Regions from separate parts of the Homo sapiens genome. Here region 1 is linked to region 2. A link is a contact called in ENCODE Hi-C data. All regions are on one chromosome and are shown on one strand. The core of a region is the stretch at or near the end of the contact, and the rest is flanking DNA. Distances in the headings are between cores, read along the strand shown.

What was found. A loop is a pair of places that touch in the nucleus more often than their neighbours do. Pooled maps may share reads with other maps.
Region 1: a loop to region 2 is called in a map with no recorded cell type, with 23 times the contacts of the local background. The contact joins two enhancer-like sites. A Hi-C loop is called at or near these places in 2 of 37 single-sample maps with no recorded cell type and 2 of 50 pooled maps.

What each region holds. Positions count from the first base shown.
Region 1 is chr9:83,152,454-83,156,358 of GRCh38, reverse strand. It overlaps a transcript of RASEF not described here. Among named protein-coding and RNA genes, the nearest start is that of FRMD3-AS1, 65 kb to the left of the region's middle. Within about 2 kb of position 1,883, at least 5 of the 41 ENCODE cell types and tissues checked have a DNase peak (open chromatin) inside an H3K27ac peak, as active enhancers do.
Region 2 is chr9:79,810,436-79,814,788 of GRCh38, reverse strand. No RefSeq gene overlaps it. Among named protein-coding and RNA genes, the nearest start is that of LINC01507, 12 kb to the left of the region's middle. Within about 2 kb of position 2,153, at least 2 of the 41 ENCODE cell types and tissues checked have a DNase peak (open chromatin) inside an H3K27ac peak, as active enhancers do.

The DNA.
Region 1 (3,905 bases), core at 634-3,133, 3.3 Mb before region 2:
AAACAGTGCTCATACTTCAGAGAACCAGAATATTCATTGAGTGCTTGTTATCTGCTAGGAGCTTTCACATTTTTGTGGAATTCCTGAAGAAGAGGTTGAAATTAAATGACCATGGGCTTGAGGAGGGAACACAAACTCCAGATGCAGGTCAATATAAGATCAGAGAGAAGAGTATGTGTGTGCCAGATGGAAGAAGGCAGGCCTCTTCTAAAGAAATTTTTTAGAATAATTTTTGTAATTGTGTGAGACAAGGAAATTATCTCTTTGGACCAGATATGATGCATGGGCCATAAGTTTGTGACATCTGCTGTCTATAAAGTCTTCAAAAGAGATATTATTCTTATGTTTTCAGTCAGGGTAAAGGAATCCCAGGGCCATATAACTATTAAGTGACAGATCCTGGGATGGAAACTTGAGTCTGCTGACTGAGAGCTGGTGTTCTTTTTATTGCACCAAACTGCTGTCCTGGAATTTCTGAAACCAAATCATGCTGGCAGTTGACTGCTGAATCTAAGCACCACTTTGGCTCTGTCTTGTATGACTGTTGCAGTGAACAGATAAAATGGAGAAAATTATGTTTTGTTTGTTCCAGAATATTCTCATTAGTACTTTTATAGTTCCACCTCAACCCATTCAAGCTCTAAATGGAAAATGAGGAAGCTTTGTGTATTTTTCACCAGAAGTCCCTTGTCTTTGAAGTCTGAAGGAAGTGTAGGGAACCCAATGATATGGTTTGGCTGTGTCCTCACCCAAATCTCATCTTGAACTGTAGCTCTCATAATTCCCATGTGTTGTGGGAGGGACCCGGTGGGAGATAATTTAATCATGGGGGCGGTTTCCCCCATACTGTTCTCATGGTAGTGAATACATCTCACAACATCTGATGGTTTTATAGGGGGAAATCCATTTTGCTTGGTTCTCATTCTCTCTTGTCTGCTGCCATGTAAGGCATGCCTTTCACCTTCTGCCATGATTGTGAGGCCTCCCTGGCCTCATGGAACTGTGAGTCCATTAAACCTCTTTTTCTTTATAGATTACCCAGTCTTGGGTATGTCTTCATCAGCAGCATGAAAATGGACTAATACACCCAAACACAGATAGAAGAAGGGTCACAGAGCATCCAGGTATTCTAAAGGCCTTAAAATGTATTTATGGCCCTGTAACCTGACTTGGGAATTGAACGGCTCCAAAATGCTGCCCATTGTTCTTGGACTCAGCTGCCTTTGCCTTTTATTCCTTTCTGGTTTACCTCTGGATTCAGGCTGCCTGTTTGTACTGGGTGACATAAGTGTTCTCCCTTGGCTGTGCCTCTTGTTTTTCTTACTAACCCACAAGAGGTGGTGGGAAGAAGGTTAGCTCTGACTCAGCAGGCTGGTAGATGAGGCTAGACTTTGCTACCTCCTTTCGGTGTGATCTTGGGGCAAGCCACACAGAATTTCTGGGCCTCCTTTTTTCATTCTAAAGTAGGAGTGAAAATACCTTCCTCCATTATTTCCTTAGATAGTTGTGAACCCACAGTAAAGTGTTAGTTATTTCACCTACATGAGAACACTTTATTAATGCAATGAGGCAAGGATTCTTATTTTAAAAGCAAGCAGGAAGAAAATAGTATGCCAATGCAAAGACAGAAAAAGGCAGGCTTTAGAAAAATTGGATTGTGAGCAAGGATATCACCATGGGGTAGAAAGAGAGATGGCCAACCTAGGTAGAGAACTTGTGGAAATCATGCTCTGACTCTTTGTGCTTTAGAAGTTCCTGACTTTTGAGTGTTTCAAAGGCCATCAGGTGCACTCAGGAAGTGGGAACACAGGGTCAGGGCAGAGAAGGGGAGGAGACTAGCTTCTTGCCCAGCTGTGAGTTTTCTCACTGTGACTCATGCAGAGAGAAATCTAGTATTCAGAAGTGACTGGCCTGTCTGAAATTACATGACTGAAAATAAGGACTGTGGATGGTACTTTCAGTGCTGGGAAGAAAGGGTTCTAGAAAGGTTTGAACTTTCAAATGAGACCTTACGGTCAAATAGATAAAGCAAAGAGGCCAAAGGAGGGTGCCAGCCAGTCAATTTGCAGAAGACTGTGTAGTTCACAGGGCTTTCCACATCGCTTCTGTCCTTTCCTCCTGACAGTGACACTATACAAACCAGGCAGGTATTGTCCTCATTTTTAAACTAAGGAATCTGAACCCCATTGATGCAAAGACCTGGTAAGTGGCAGAATGTACACTAGAACTTGGGTCTGCTATCTTAATTTACTCTTTACTTTCCAGCTATCTGGAGTCTGTATTTGCCAACGCCCAGACAAGTTAAGCAACTTCTGAAAGGTCACACAGCAGTTAGTAGCAGAACCAGGGCTCAACCAGATGTTGAGACGCTATACGCTATGCATTCTCCACTATTCCATGCAGCCTGTCAAGTGGGTGGTGGAAATGTTGTTTGACAACTGTCAGGTACTCAGCATGGCTGGGAGAAATATCCTGACCTCAGTGAGATGACATTCCATGGCAGTAGGTGACACACTTGAGCCTATCATATGGGCTGCCAGGGAACGTGCCACACAGTCCTCACTATATGGCTAGGCGAAGCTTGTGGAGTTTTATCTTTTTGTTTCCCTTCTTAAGGCTCCCTTGGTACTGAGGACTAGAAAAGAACATCCAAAGAAGAGAGGCGTTAAACAGCCTTGTGCAACAGGTCTGGTATGAGAACTCTACTGGCAGGGGGTGGCATTTGTAAGTCTTTGACAAGTAGCTGAATTACTGGGTTGGAGAAGAAATGCTGTAACTTCCAGGAAGGAAAGAAGGCAGCTCAGGGTCGCCATGATGGAGAAACAAAGGAAAAGGGGCTCAGATAACTTTCTATTGATGTAGATCTTTTCTGAAGTTTTGATAGCATTAGAGAAGGTCTTCTTAAACTCAGCGACAATTTTTTAGGGTTTTGGGCAATATAAATGGTGGGCTCCTTTGAATGTGCAAGGAACAAGAAATTTCATATAAGCAGTAACATATTAAAATGAAAAAGTGTGTTTAATCAGATATATACCATTTAATAAGTGCCTTGTGGAGAGAGCAATATGTCCTAAACTAAGAGAGGGAGAGTGAAACTGAGAGTGAGAACAAGAGAGAGAAAGAGAAAATATGAATATACATGGTGTATAAGGGAAGTGGTGATGTTAATAATGTATCTTTTAAGAGAAAGAATCGATGGGACCAGCTAAACTATGTCTTAACTAAAATCATTATGGCTGAGTTGAAATTTATCAAACATTTCTAATTCCTACTATATTTTATATTATATAGAAATATATGCAAAAACAAGTTTTCCGAAGTGGTCCTTCATGGCAAAATTAAGCAGCACAGAGTATTTTATTAAGGCAGAGTAGAAGACATTGCCATACAAAGTTCTCCAATGATATGCTTTATTTTGGTCTGAGTGCAGTCACTAACTGCCATAGAAGGGGTGTCTGTGGCTAGCAAGGATTAGTCTTGTCAACAGTGCCTAAAGTTTTCCTAGTTATCTCTCGGTTACAGTTGGCACTATCAATACTGAAGACCAATGGAAAATAAATAAGTAGGTTATGAGTTGGGTTTCAGTTATAGTTTCCTGAGTGTGTGTGTGTGTGTGTGTGTGTATGTGTGTCTGTGCGCACATGCGCATATATATTCAGAGAATCAAGTAGCCTTCATTGATCATTTTCAGTATGTTAGAACATAATGTGAAATTCCAAGGAAGGAACCACTTGGTATTTTTAAAGAGAGAAGCCTGGAAAACCCCCATACAACATTTTCATTTTAGTTCCATGCATGAAGAAAGGCAGTGGATTAAGGCAATGGATTTTTAGGCTTAAGCAGAGGCTTGGGAGGGAGAAGATGTGTATCAAATCCTAACTCACCTTCACCAAGATGTGGTCTCT
Region 2 (4,353 bases), core at 904-3,403:
TTGGCCAGGCAGGTCTCGAACTCCTGACCTCACGATCTGCCTGCCTTGGCCTCCCAAAGTGCTGGGATTACAGGCATGAGACACCGCGCCTGGCCCATTTTGAAGATTTTAATACTCTACTTGGAGAGACCTTGTATTTCCTAAAACTATAAAACAAAACTGTCAAATTATGATAAATTTTTTAATGCAAGCATCAAATGTTGTTGTTTTAGTAATGGTAATAAACGATATCAACATTTTTTCTAGTAACAGCAATAATTTTTCTAAAGGGGAAAACTTTAATTTATAATGGCTTTTGCTAGCCAAATCATGGCTAGAAGTATTTGGGGTCTGATATTTTAAGTAAATTGATTGTATCTCAAAATTAATCCTGTCCACCATTTTATGTGACGGCCAATTTTCCTTAATTACAGGAAAGTATCAAGTCTCGTCAATGAGGTTTAAAAAGGTATGAAAGAACATAAGTCAAATAAAATGGTGACTTTAGATATTATTTCATTTGTTGTCTGCCTGTTGGGTCCTTCATTCAGCTAAGAGACAAACATTTATTAAATGTGTTTTGATTCTTGCTCTCAATAATCTTAAAATTCAAAGATCAGATACAAATAAACAGTTAGCTGTAACAGAGGGCAAATGAAAGTACCCAATAGAGAATGTAACAAATAAAAATTACTTTTTTTGGAAACCGTTTCTCACTCTACATGATTCTGCCTGTTCATCACATGACCCTACCTCCTTCATCATAGAGACAAGCTTATGACCCAGACTGGCCAATCCGATAACCCAGGCTTCCCAGAGACAATGATAGCCCCAAGGTAGACACATGTCCCACCTCCAAACAATCCAAGTCATATGACGAGTTGATATAAATGCTGTGAAAGAGGATTTCTCTCCTTCGGAGATTGAGAGCTAAAAATACTATGTAAATCTGGAGCTTCTGAGAACCGCTTTCCCATCATATATGAGTGTAGGGTCTGCTTAAGACTGAACCCAACATGGAGAAAATCAGAGCCAGGAAATATAATAAGGGACAGATCGCTGAGAACATTAGCCAGGCACTGAATTCAGCCAGCCGAACTACTGGATTTTCAGTTACTTGAGCCAATAAATACTTCTTTTATTTACTCTCATTTGTATCTTTCATTGAAAACTAAATTGCCTCTCCAATACCAAGATGATGCCTGAATGGAGAATGATTGAAGTGTAAAACTTTTTCCATCTCTAACATCATATTAATTTACTTCACGTAGGGGATAGAGGAAAGAACAATTACCTTCAGCTGAGTAATACACTCAGGGTTTCATGGAGGAAGTGATATTTGAGTTGAGCTAGGATTTCCAAAACTGTAAAAGCAGAGTAAGGACTTTTGGGATGAGGAATTAACATGAACAGAGACAAAGAAATGTGAAACTATCCAGTGCATTTGTGTAACTCATTGGTACAGAAATATAACAAGGAAGGGAGGAGAAGTTGAGACTGAGATGGTATTTGAGAAGTCAATGATAAAAGATCTTGAATATTTACCAGGTACTCCAAACTTTTGTTATATAAGCAAATACAAACCCCTGAAGGGTTTGGAAGAAAAAAACAATTCAGGATGTATCGTATTTCCTGGGAAAATAATCCTGCTAACAGCCTAAAGAAATAATTAAATTAGTGAAGATTGGAACGGAAGGCAACCTAGGACCTAGTGACAGGCTTGGTGAGAGGTGTTAAGGACATAATGAAAGTGCCTAGAGGGATGGATAAAAGCAGATATATTCAAGAGACATTTTAGAAATAAAATTAATAGAGCAGGGTAACTAATGTTAAACCTTTTAAATGATAATATCTGCCAAGAGATAATTTTAAAAAAGAAATTGTGATCTGACGAAGTTTTGAGCCAACAGTTTTTAATGGTTCAAAACACGATCTTTCAGGCAAAGTGGAACTAACCTTTGAGAAATGCTTAGAAATGATCCAAAACAGGCAGATGTACTACGCTCACTCTAGTATCAGGAAGTGAAAGAATTTTACTTCTAAGTTTTGACTTTATAACACATTTTAAACTGCAGACAAATGAGCTGGCATAATGATAGAGTCACAAAATGAATTGCAAGTTGAATGTTAAATGATGCTTGCTTCCTTTGGGTTTTCGTGTGGTCGGGCTTAATCTCAGGACAGCAACCAAATGCGGGTGCAGACTGTCTTCATTTCCTTCCTTCCTCCCTTCTCTTTTCTTCCTCTGGCTCTCTTCCTTTTTTCTTTTCTCTTTCTTTCTCAGTCCATCCTCTTACTCCTCCATTATTATTAAATTCTTAGCTAGATTTAGACAGAAAACTTTTTATTTTCATAGTGGAAATTAATCAGCATGCTGTTTTAAAGCAACACAAGAAAAATTAGTAAAGCTTTCCCTGACTTTAAGAGTGGGTGACCTTTTCAGTTTTAATGCAGCAAATATTTATAGAGTGCTAACAATGTGGCAAGCACAGGGCCGAGTGTAGTCATTGTCTCCAAAGTCTCAGTGCCCAGAATCTTTGCTTAGAGAGTGGTGACTCATCAAATTTAATAATTAGAAATTTTCTATTTCAGCGAAATTACACTTCTAATCATAATACGAAATTTTAGGATGATTTTCTTTCCTGAATTGACTATATTATCATTTGAATTCAAATAGGGAGTATGGCAACATTCCAGAAATTTCCATAATAATTTTTCTAAAGGTATATGCAAATGTTGATTTCAAGTTGTAACCCCTGGGATCGGGGGTGGTGCTTCATAGCCGGTCTTAACTTTCAGGTGGCTGGTAAGCATTCATCGGTCATATTTAGTTAGGCATTGAACTTAACAAACTGTAGTATTCATTACTTAGTATGAAATAACAAGTACTCAGGGCGGGCATGGGGGCTCACGCCTGTAATCCCAGCACTTTGGGAGGCCAAGGCGAGCAGATCACCTGAGGTCAAGAGTTCAAGACCAGCCTGACTAACATGGTGAAACCCCGTCTCTACGTGGCACATGCCTGTAATCTCAGCTACTGGCAGGGCTGAGGCAGAAGAATTGCTTGAACCCGGGAGTCAGAGGTTGCAGTGAGCTAAGATCATGCCATTGCACTCCAGCCTGGGCAACAAGAATAAAACTCCGTCTCAAAAAAAAAACAAACATAAAACAAGTGCTCATGTCAGGGAGGGACAGCAAGTGGTAACTACAGGATGACTGAAGTTGAAGGGAGAACAAAAAGGAAATCTAGTTGTCAACACCAGAAATCAGTTGGCAACCATCACCCATTAGCTACCTCAGTGATTTTTTTTTTTTTTTTTTTTTTTTTGAGACAGAGTCTCGCTCTGTCGCCCAGGCTGGAGTGCAGTGGGGAGATCTCGGCTCACTGCACCCTCCGCCTCACATATTTAAGCATTCTCTGCCACAGCCTCTGGAGTAGCTGGGATTACAAGCGCCCACCACCATGTCCGGCTAATTTTTGTATTTTTAGTAGAGACGTGGTTTCACCATCTTGGCCAGGCTGGTCTTGAACTCCTGACTTCGTGATCCACCTGCCTCGGCCTCCCAAAGTGCTGGGATTACAGTGATATTTTTAACTGTACCTAAATCTAATAGCATTTTTAAAAAATAAGAATTAAAATTTTCTTAACTCATAGCATCTTTTCAGGTAAATACCACATACTATTATTATTACTCTAAGTAATCATCTAGGAGTTTAAACTTCACACAGATAATGTTTTCTTCATCTTCAAAATGCAAAGAGGAAAAAAAATGAATTCCTGTAATCATCTTCAAGTTCTCCCTCAAAAAAATGTGGGAAGCTGGGATACAAGCCAAGAGAAAAATCCCATTTTAGAACTTCAAGATCAAGTACCTAGGCCAAGGGTGAAAAAGGCATCCTTAAAGAGACCAAAGTCTTAGAAACCAGTTCTGAGAAATTTGTAAGTTTTCTTACAAAGTTGAACTTGGCCAGGCGTGGTGGCTCACGCCTGTAATTCCAGCACTTTGGGAGGCTGAGGCAAGAGGATCACTTGAGCCTAGGAGTTGGAGATCAGCCTGAGCAACATAGGAAGACCCTATCTCTACAAAAGATATTTTTTAAAAAACCAAAACACCTAGCTAGACCTGTTGGCACTTGCCTGTAGTCCCACCTACTCAGAAGAATGAGGTGGGAGTATCGCTTGGGCCCAGGAGTTCCAGGTGGCAGTGAGCCATAATCATGCCACTGCACTGCAGCCTGGGCAACAAAGTGAGACCCTGTCTCAAAAAATATGTACATATATATAAAAACAAAAAGTTGAACTCATCAAACTGTCCCAGATGAACAAACCAGTTAACACTATTAAAAACACTTTTCAATAAAATATAACTTCT